3 separate regions of the Homo sapiens genome follow, and all the other regions are linked to region 3. Evidence: chromatin contacts called from ENCODE Hi-C data. All regions are on one chromosome and are shown on one strand. Each heading gives the region's core, a stretch centred on a gene start or an enhancer-like site at or near the end of the contact. The rest is flanking DNA. Distances are from core to core; before and after follow the strand shown. Region 1 holds the start of ZNF718 (zinc finger protein 718). Region 2 has its middle 100 kb from the start of FAM53A. Region 3 holds the start of TMEM175 (transmembrane protein 175).

Region 1 (2,700 bases), core at 1-2,500, 810 kb before region 3:
ACAGCATCGAAGGGGACCCCAGTTGGTTGCCACTGCTGGCTGGGGTGGTCAGCTTTTATTCCACCTCCCATTTCCCCTTAATTGTGCCCTCCCGTGTTCCGTTTTTGTCCTATCACAGTGCCCTTTTTTCAATCCTCCCTGCAATTGGCTACTTTTAGGATCCTGCTGATTGGTGCATTTTACAGAGTGCTGATTGGTGCATTTTACAATCCCCTTGCTAGCTACAGAGCACTGATTGGTGCGTTTTTACAGAGTGCTGATTGGTACATTTTACAATCCTCTTGTAAGACAGGAAAGTTCTCCAAGTCCCCAGTTTACCCAGGAAGTCCAGCTGGCTTCACCTCTCAATTATATATTGATCACATATTAAAACAATAATATTTTGGATATAGTAGGCTAAAATTATCACAAACAATCTCACTTGTTTTTATTATTTTCGATGTGGCTAATAAAAAATTGAAAATTCACTAATAGCTAACATTTTATTTTTTAGAGGATTACTTCCTTCTTAAAATCTCATGTGTCCTACTCAAAAGACCAGAGGCCAGAAAGGTTATAAAACATTAAAATAATTGTCATTATATTGTTTCCGTTTGTGAACAAGTTTGTGTATGCACGCGTGCATGTGTACGTGTGTGTGCATGTGCGTGCATGCATGCGTGTGTGTATAATTTATATTATAAATGGACCTAACCTTACATACCACAAGGTTAAAAAAATGACCACTGGGCTGTACCAAGCCAAGCACAGAGATAACACCCCAGCCTGGGCCGGGCGTGGTGGCTCACGCCTTTAATCCCAGCATTTTGGGAGACATAGGCGAACAGATACCCTGAGGTCAGGAGTTCAAGACCAGCCTGGCCAACATGGTGAAACCCTGTCTCTGCTAAAAATACAGAAATTGGCCGGGTGTGGTGGTGGGCACCTGTAATCCCAGCTACTTGGGAGGCTGAGGAGAATCGCTTAAACCCGGGAGGCAGAGGTTGCAGAGAGCCGAGTTCGCGCCACTGCACTCCAGCCTGGGCGAGAAGAGCCAGACTCAAAAAACAAACACAAAAAACCTGCCTCAAAGTACCAGGAGGCCAGAGCCTGTCACTCTCGCCTCATTCAGTGCTGTGTATGGTTGCAACTTCTGTCACTCAAGGCCTGAGGCGGGAGACTTACAGCTCTATCCAATTAGAGCGCTGGATTGACAACTGCCGAATGAGGCGCGCAGCAGAGAGGAGGGTGCGGCATCCGGGATCTGGCGCGGCTTTTGCTTGTAGCTCCAGCCAGAGCTCGGTTAGGGCCTCATCGCTCTGCTCCCGCTCCTTAGGGAAGCCTCGGTGATTCTGCCACAGCCTCAGCCTCTGTGGCTCTGTGACCTGCCGGTATTGGATGATTCGTATCTAAGACTCTGGGACACTCCTGAAGTCGGGAAATGGTGAGTGTGCAGGGCAGGGCGTCCCAAGGCTGTGGAGGCCTCATCGGAACCGGCGGGAAATGGCGGCGGTGGGAGGAGTCTGTGAATGGAGTTCCCGCTCAGCCCTCTGTCCTCAGTCCCCTCCGGTGAGGGACCCGCGCTCTTGTCAGTCCCCGTACAGCGGCTCTGGCCCAGCCTGCAGCCCTCCTTGTGCAGCTCTGCGCCGGTAGCCCTGCACTTTCCCCGGGCTGTGGAGTGAGTAGGAGCTCATCCGGAAGACACCGCGGCGGCCTGCGCGGTGCCGGCGTGGGAGGAGCTGTGGTCCGGAATCCCGTCCCTACTTTACCCTGTTCAGAATGAGATTGAGGCCCCATCAAAACATGGAGTTCATGTGAGCAAACAGGACTTATTAATGGGAAAGCTCTGCCGTGGCTCGTGGTTTGGGGACTGCCAGCGGGTCTTGAAGGAAAGGCTTTTGTGAGGTGTGTGAGGAAGCGAAGCAAATCACCTGCCTGCGCCAACTTTGCCGCCAGTCCCCTTGCCCTGTGCGCCTCCTCCGCGTGGCTGTTCCTGAATACGCTGGTGTCTGTTCGCATCTTTTAGAATACGCTGGTGTCGGTGCGCACAGCGCTTCTCTTAGTTCTGTGAGTAGTTCTGCCACATTATTGAACTTGAGGAGGGTGTGGGCGTCCCTGGTTTGTAGGCAGGGGTTCAGAAATGAAGACGGGTGTCCAGAGGCAGGGACTGGCGTCTGCAGGAGAGCAGCTGCGGGAAGAGTGCTGAGCTTGTGGGGTCAGCGCTGACTCTGGGTGGTGTCGTTAGTGAGTTGCTGGACACCCCGTTGGGGTTGGAGCATTGACTGGTGTTGAGGAAACTCCGCAAGTTTTCTGTCAGAAGAAAGACATGGCCGAGTCTGGGTTGGAGGAAGTCACCTGGTGTCCGCAGGAGGCGCGGCCGGGTTCTGCACAGGCGCTGTCCCGCTGGGCACTGTCCTCTTCCTCCAGGCCTCCTCCCGGGGAGAAAGGGGACTGGGAACTTAGAGGAAAGCAGTTCTAAGAAACATCCCTTCCCCGCATCCTGCTGCCAGCCCCCACCCAATGCTAACCCACTCCTGAGCACGCCCACTGGGCATTCGCACGGCCACACCTGGCCTAAGACAGGGTTCTACCCTCAGGAATTGTGCCCATGGCAGTTTTGCTCCTACAGTTTTCTGCCAAAAGCACACGCAGTGCCCAGAAGACTCCTGGCTCATCTCAACCCCAGATCTGTTTAGCAGGAGCCCGTTTCCTTCTCCAACC
Region 2 (2,833 bases), core at 55-2,554, 650 kb after region 3:
CGATTCCTGCCTGCCCTGAGCGCCTTCCCCTGCCACGACCTTCAGGCGCCTGGGAAGGTCTGCAGTCCTGGCTGTCAACACCCCCAGGCCCCCCCCAAGCCTGGACACGGCCCCCAGACCGGCACGATGTCCAGGCTAGGTTTTGTTTTGTGCCAGTCTATTGAAATCGCTATTCCCTGCCTATTAATTCTCCTAATTAGAATTAAATGAAGCATGCTAAATTGCTAGATTAACCAATAATTAAGCAGCCACTGCACTAAAACTGAACACCCCGGGTGGCCTGCACCCCGTCTGCGTGCAAGTGCCAGGGGCGGGCGTGCCAGGCAGGAGGGGCCGACCAGCCTTGGGGACAGCGGTGCGTGCGCTAGTGCCCGCACCCGGTGTGTAGAAGGGCGCGAGCGTTGGCGTGAGAGCCGGTGTGGCCTGGAAGCTCTGCAGGAACGTGTGGGGGTAGGAGGTGAGGGGACCCTCAGTTACGGGGAGAGGGCATCACACGGGCCTTGCTGGGGGCAGAAGATTTGTCGTGAGCGCGACAGACCCACTAGACTCTGCAGGTCCCCATGGGAAGCGCCCTGCCCTCCACGCCCACCTACGAGGTCGCGACCCCCCTACCCCGAACCGCCCTCTGCAGACAACGAGGCTCGGAGGAGGCAAGCAGCGAACCAAAGCTCCCACCGTCACCAGGGAAGGGAGGGGAGGGCAGGGCAGGGAAGGGGCGGAGGAGGGGAGAGAAGAGGGGGAGAGGAGAGAAGAGGGGGAGGGGAGAGAAGAGGGGGAGGGGAGAGAAGAGGGGGAGGGGAGAGAAGAGGGGGAGGGGAGAGAAGAGGGGGAGGGGAGAGAAGAGGGGGAGGGGAGAGAAGAGGGGGAGGGGAGAGAAGAGGGGGAGGAGAGGGGTCGCCTCTCGAGGCAGAGCAGGCGGGAAAGGGCGCGGCCCGGCTGCGACACCCCTAGGCCCCCCACCCCCGCAGGCGCAGAGCCGGGGCGCTCCCCCCATTGCACCGCCCGCCCTCCAGGCCGGAATCGAGGTCCCCTTCCCAGCGCTGCTGGACGCCCCTCCCGAGCGCTCCCGAATCCGACCAGCCCGGAGGCGGCTGCGCCTCCAGGGGCTCCCGTCAGGCCCCTGCCCCCCCTGCCCTCCCTGCCCTGGCGCGCCCCCGCCCCTAGCCGCCATCCCCGCCCGAGGGTCCCAGCCAGAGCCCCGGCCCCCGGCCCCGCCCGCGCCTGCTGGGCGCCCCCTGGTGGCCTCGGCTGGGCCCTGCCGCTGCGCCCACGGCCCTCGTGGGAGGCCCCTCCCTACCCCGGCCGCCCTCGGGCCCCCACGGTCTACTACCCCATGGGGACCGGCATGTCAAGCCCCTGCGTGGGCGCCTGCGCCACCCCCCCGCCCTCCGCACTCGCCCCCTTGTCCCAGCCCCGCGTCCTGGGGAGGAGGCTTGGGCCGCAGCCCAGCACCCAGAAGTGCAACGCGCACGGGTGGGGCCAGGCTCGAGTCAGCCGGTGACGCAGCCTCTGTGTGACCAGGGCGGATGGCCCGACCTCTCTGAGCCCCCGTTTCCCCGCCTGTAAAAGGGGGTGGGGCTGCCTCCCAGCGCCGCTGCGAGGCGTGAGTGAGTTACGACTCAGAACGCCCAGGTCCGAGGTGAGCACACGCGACACCCGCGAGCCACGGCCACGCGTGTCCCCAGGGCGCCTCCCGCCACGGGCTGGCCAGGAGTGTCCGCGCTGTGGGGATACGAAGGGGCGCGGCCCCAGCGCTGCGGGGCCCGCAGGGAGGGCGCAGGGGCCGAGCATCCGCCCCGGGGCATCCACCCATCAGGCCTCGCCGTAAACTTCCTCCTAACAGCCGCTCCTGCAGCCGGAAGATATTGACTCGAAGGAGAAACAATGGCAGGAATAAAATAAAAATAAAAAAGTTAATTATCCTTTGTGTTTGTAATTTAATTAAAGATGCAGTAAAGTTTTACTGTTTTTCCAGGTGATGATGTTTAGAGCCCCGAGAAGCTATTTGTGCTGGTGAGATTAAAGTGCATTTTAAAATGTTCCTCCAGTACTTTCACATTTGTTGATAGATTTTTAAATTAAACTTTAAATTGTAATCTAAATTACCTCCAACAATTCATGGTCCCTGTAATGAACTCCCACCGTTCCCGCTGTCATCCGTCGATGATGGAGTGCGAGCCGGGAGCTGCAGCCCCGCGGCCGCCGAACCAACCGCGGAGGCCAGGCAGCCTCGCCCCAGGGACCCCGCCCACGGCGCCCTACACCGGCGGCCAGTCAGGGAGGCCAACGCCGCGAGACGGAAGCAGCCATACCCCGCGGGCCACCAGTGTGGCCAGAAAAGATCTGCAGGGATGTGAGGGCAGCTCAGAGCTGAGATCTAAGGCTGGGGCAGAACCGGACGGCGCAACAAGCTAGGGAGAAAGCATCCCCGGCGCGGGGTGCACGGAGCCCCAGACCCCACCCGCCTCCCGCCCGGACCCCGCCTCCACTCAGGGAGCCGGGCCCCACCTCCCGCCCTAGGCCCCGCCTCCTACCTCGGGCCCCACCTCCCGCCTAGGCCCTGCCTCCTGCCCAGGCCCTGCCCCCAACTCAGGGCCCCGCCTCCCGCCCAGGCCACGCCTCCCACTGAGGACCCTGCCTCCCGCTCAGGGACCCGCCTCCTGCCCGAGCCCTCCCTCCCTCCCAGGTCCTGCCTCCCGTCCAGGTCCCCGCCTCCCACTCAAGGCCCCGCCTCCCACCCAGGCCCCGCCTCCCACTCAAGGCCCCGCCTCCCACCCAGGTCCCCCCCTCTAACCTGGGCCACGGCTCCCACTCAGGGCCCCGCCTCCCACCC
Region 3 (2,700 bases), core at 112-2,611:
CACTGGACAAAAAATGTAAGGAAAATCCACAAGAGAGAATGGGACCCACTGGCACTGGTGATCGATTCCGTGTGAACGGAGAGGACATCCAGGGAGCTAGAAATAGCATGCAGAGACAAAACTGACTCAAGACTGACTCAAGAGGACTTAAGCCGAGTGACCTGTCCACTCTGCAAGTTCTATATAGGTCACAACCACTGGCTCTGCTTCCTGTACTACACACGGAATCACACGAGTAGATGTTCACCGGGAAGAGAAACACTGAGGTGTTGAAAGACGAAGGGGGATCACGAGACACAGCCCAGTCTACCCTCGGCCAACCCCCCCACCCCCCAGGCTACAACCGCAACTACCTGCAACACGTGTGCACCCACCAACTCTCAAGTTCCCTGGACTGTAGAAGAACCAGCCCTAACCTCCAAAGTCCAGTCCTGTCCCTGCCTGCTCAATAACCCCAGATGTCCGGCAAAAGGCCAAGGCTTAAACCCACCTCCTGCACCGCTCACCTCCTGACTCCAGCTGTCGGCCTTCTAGGCACCGTCCCTCAGTCTCCGCTGTGGGTCCCCACCCAAGCTCCCTGCCTGCCACCATCCCCCACCTCACCGTAACATCTTCCCCCACCCACCCTGAGGGGGTTCCCCAAGCCCCAGGCCTTGCTCCGACTTGACCCTACTCTTATGACAAGAAAGTACCCCGACCCGGTCCCAGCCTCGCCCTCCGCAATCACCGCCAGCAGGCACTCACCTACGCCCGCGCTATGACCTTCGCCTGGCCCTGACCCACGCCCTCGGCAGAGACCCTCCCCTGGCCGACCCTGACCCACGATCCCGCTGGGACCCTCCCCAGCCCTAACCCACGCCCTTCCACTCCGGGCTGACGCTGCCCCCAGCGTCCCGGAGACAACACTCCGCGGCCGCACCCGCGCTGCCGACCCGGGGCCTCACCTTCGGCCAGGACCCGCCGCACCCGCAGCCGCAGCTCGCCCAGTTCCACCGTCTGCCCCACGAAGTCACTCTGGTCGCGGCCGGAAGCACCGCCCAGGGAGCCTGGACCCGCCAAGAAGTCGAGCGCCGACTGCAGCAGCGACATGGCGGTGGCTGCGCCGCACCCCGCGGCAGCCGGAGTGGTCGGGCTCGGGCTCCCGCTCCCTCGCCGTCCGGGTCAGCTCAGCAACCGCCGGCCCGGAGGTGCACCATCTTCCGCCTCGACGCCGTGACGTAGGCGCCCGTGAGGACGCGTCGCGTCAGGCGGCGACCCGGCCTAGCCCCGTCCCCTCCGCCGCGGCCTCACTTCCTGGCTGCGCGCGCAGGCGCGGAGGTCTGACGGAGACAGCGCGTGCGCGGCGTCGCCGGGCTTGCGATGAACTTCCGGCTGTCAAGCTCCCGGCCGGGCTGACTCAAGCGGAGGCGCGCGGAACAGTCGCCGAGGCGATTCCCGCCCAGGTAGTTCAGCGCCCCAGTCCAGCTCCCGGTACCGTTCCCCACATGGTCTGTTTTGTGGGAGGCTCCTTCTCAGGTGTCTCCGGTTTAAGCGCTTCGCCATCCTCTGGGTGGAGTCAGCCTCCCGTTTGCTGTTAGCGCCGCGTTTGCGAATGGGTTCGCGAATTTTTCTCTCAGTTGGCTAAGGAGCAAGGAGTTAGCGTGCGTTAAGCTTTCAGTAAATACTTGGTTTTCGTCTCATGGAGGTCGGAGTTTCCTGTGACGCTTAGTGAGTAAGGTTGGCAGCCCCCTCCCAGCAGCCAGGCAGGCAGTTTGCAGGGGAAACGCTGCTGCATTGCTCTGTCTTCCGAGGAGAGGGCCAGGGTCTGGCCTGGGGCAGTGACCAGTAGTGGGAGCCGTGGGCTAGAAAAACCTTCGTCCTGGGCAACCACAACACTGCAGAGACTGCCCTGTGACCCTCAAGGTTCGTTCTCACCCTGACATTTTCCAAGGCAAAAGCAAATCCTCATGAACCACTTGGAAGGGTTCGTAATGCCCAACTATTTGGAGATGAAATGGTGACTTTCCTTATAGGATAATAAGGAAATGGCTCACAGACAATGCATTTTTAGTTTTTGGCCCACACAGTATTTGGGGGTTGGGAGTGGGTAGCAGGAGGTGAATTAGTTGCTATCATTTAAAGACTGATGCCAGGCGCGGTGGCTTACACCTGTAATCCCAGTGCTTTGGGAGGCCGAGGCAGGCGGATCACCTGAGGTCAGGAGTTCCAGACCAGCCTGGTCAACATGGTGAAACCCCGTCTCTACTAAAAATACAAAAATTAGCCGAGCGTGGTGGCGGGTGCCTGTAATCCCAGCTACTCGGGAGGCTGAGGCAGGAGAATCGCTTGAACCCGGGAGGCGGGCGCCACTGTACCCTAGCCTGAGACTCCGCCTCAAAAAATAAATAATAATAATAATAATAATTGAAAGGCCTAAATGTTAAAAACCTAGTTTTCCAGCTTCTGTGGAAAAATCAAACCTGTCAATATTGGACCCAAAATGATGTGTGTTACCAATTACCTAGAGTGGTCCCTTGAGGTAAGACACAGTCATTTGCCTGACCAGATGGGCTCATGTATGTTACCTGCCTGGTTCCTATAGTCATTTAAGGTTGCAACCCCTTCAACAGAGTTATTTGTTCTCCAACTCAAAAATGGATTCTAAAGCTCACATCAGCCTCTTAGCCGTCCCAGAAGCTAACATCTGTTATCTTTATCATT

Evidence for each region. A loop is a pair of places that touch in the nucleus more often than their neighbours do. Pooled maps may share reads with other maps.
Region 1: a pooled map shows a loop between it and region 3 (11-fold over the local background). The contact joins the promoter of ZNF718 here to the promoter of TMEM175 in region 3. A Hi-C loop is called at or near these places in 1 of 37 single-sample maps with no recorded cell type and 10 of 50 pooled maps.
Region 2: a map with no recorded cell type shows a loop between it and region 3 (22-fold over the local background). The contact joins the enhancer-like site here to the promoter of TMEM175 in region 3. A Hi-C loop is called at or near these places in 4 of 37 single-sample maps with no recorded cell type and 10 of 50 pooled maps.

The regions. Positions count from the first base shown.
Region 1 is chr4:123,251-125,950 of GRCh38, forward strand. ZNF718 (zinc finger protein 718) reads left to right here and starts at 1,251. Exons shown (of 4, transcript NM_001039127.6): 1 at 1,251-1,423. The coding sequence starts at 1,421. It overlaps LOC124900641, which reads right to left and starts at 2,341. Exons shown (of 1, transcript XM_047416469.1): 1 at 1-2,341. The coding sequence starts at 1,998. The coding sequence ends at 1,522. RefSeq lists enhancers at 1,236-1,675, 1,966-2,165, 2,426-2,485.
Region 2 is chr4:1,578,052-1,580,884 of GRCh38, forward strand. It overlaps a transcript of FAM53A not described here. Among named protein-coding and RNA genes, the nearest start is that of FAM53A, 100 kb to the right of the region's middle. RefSeq lists an enhancer at 1-829 and silencers at 1,211-1,490, 2,288-2,347, 2,528-2,737. Within about 2 kb of position 1,305, at least 31 of the 41 ENCODE cell types and tissues checked have a DNase peak (open chromatin) inside an H3K27ac peak, as active enhancers do.
Region 3 is chr4:931,099-933,798 of GRCh38, forward strand. TMEM175 (transmembrane protein 175) reads left to right here and starts at 1,362. Exons shown (of 11, transcript NM_032326.4): 1 at 1,362-1,442. GAK (cyclin G associated kinase) reads right to left here and starts at 1,218. Exons shown (of 28, transcript NM_005255.4): 1 at 945-1,218. The coding sequence starts at 1,089. RefSeq lists a silencer at 1,004-1,323 and an enhancer at 1,484-1,803.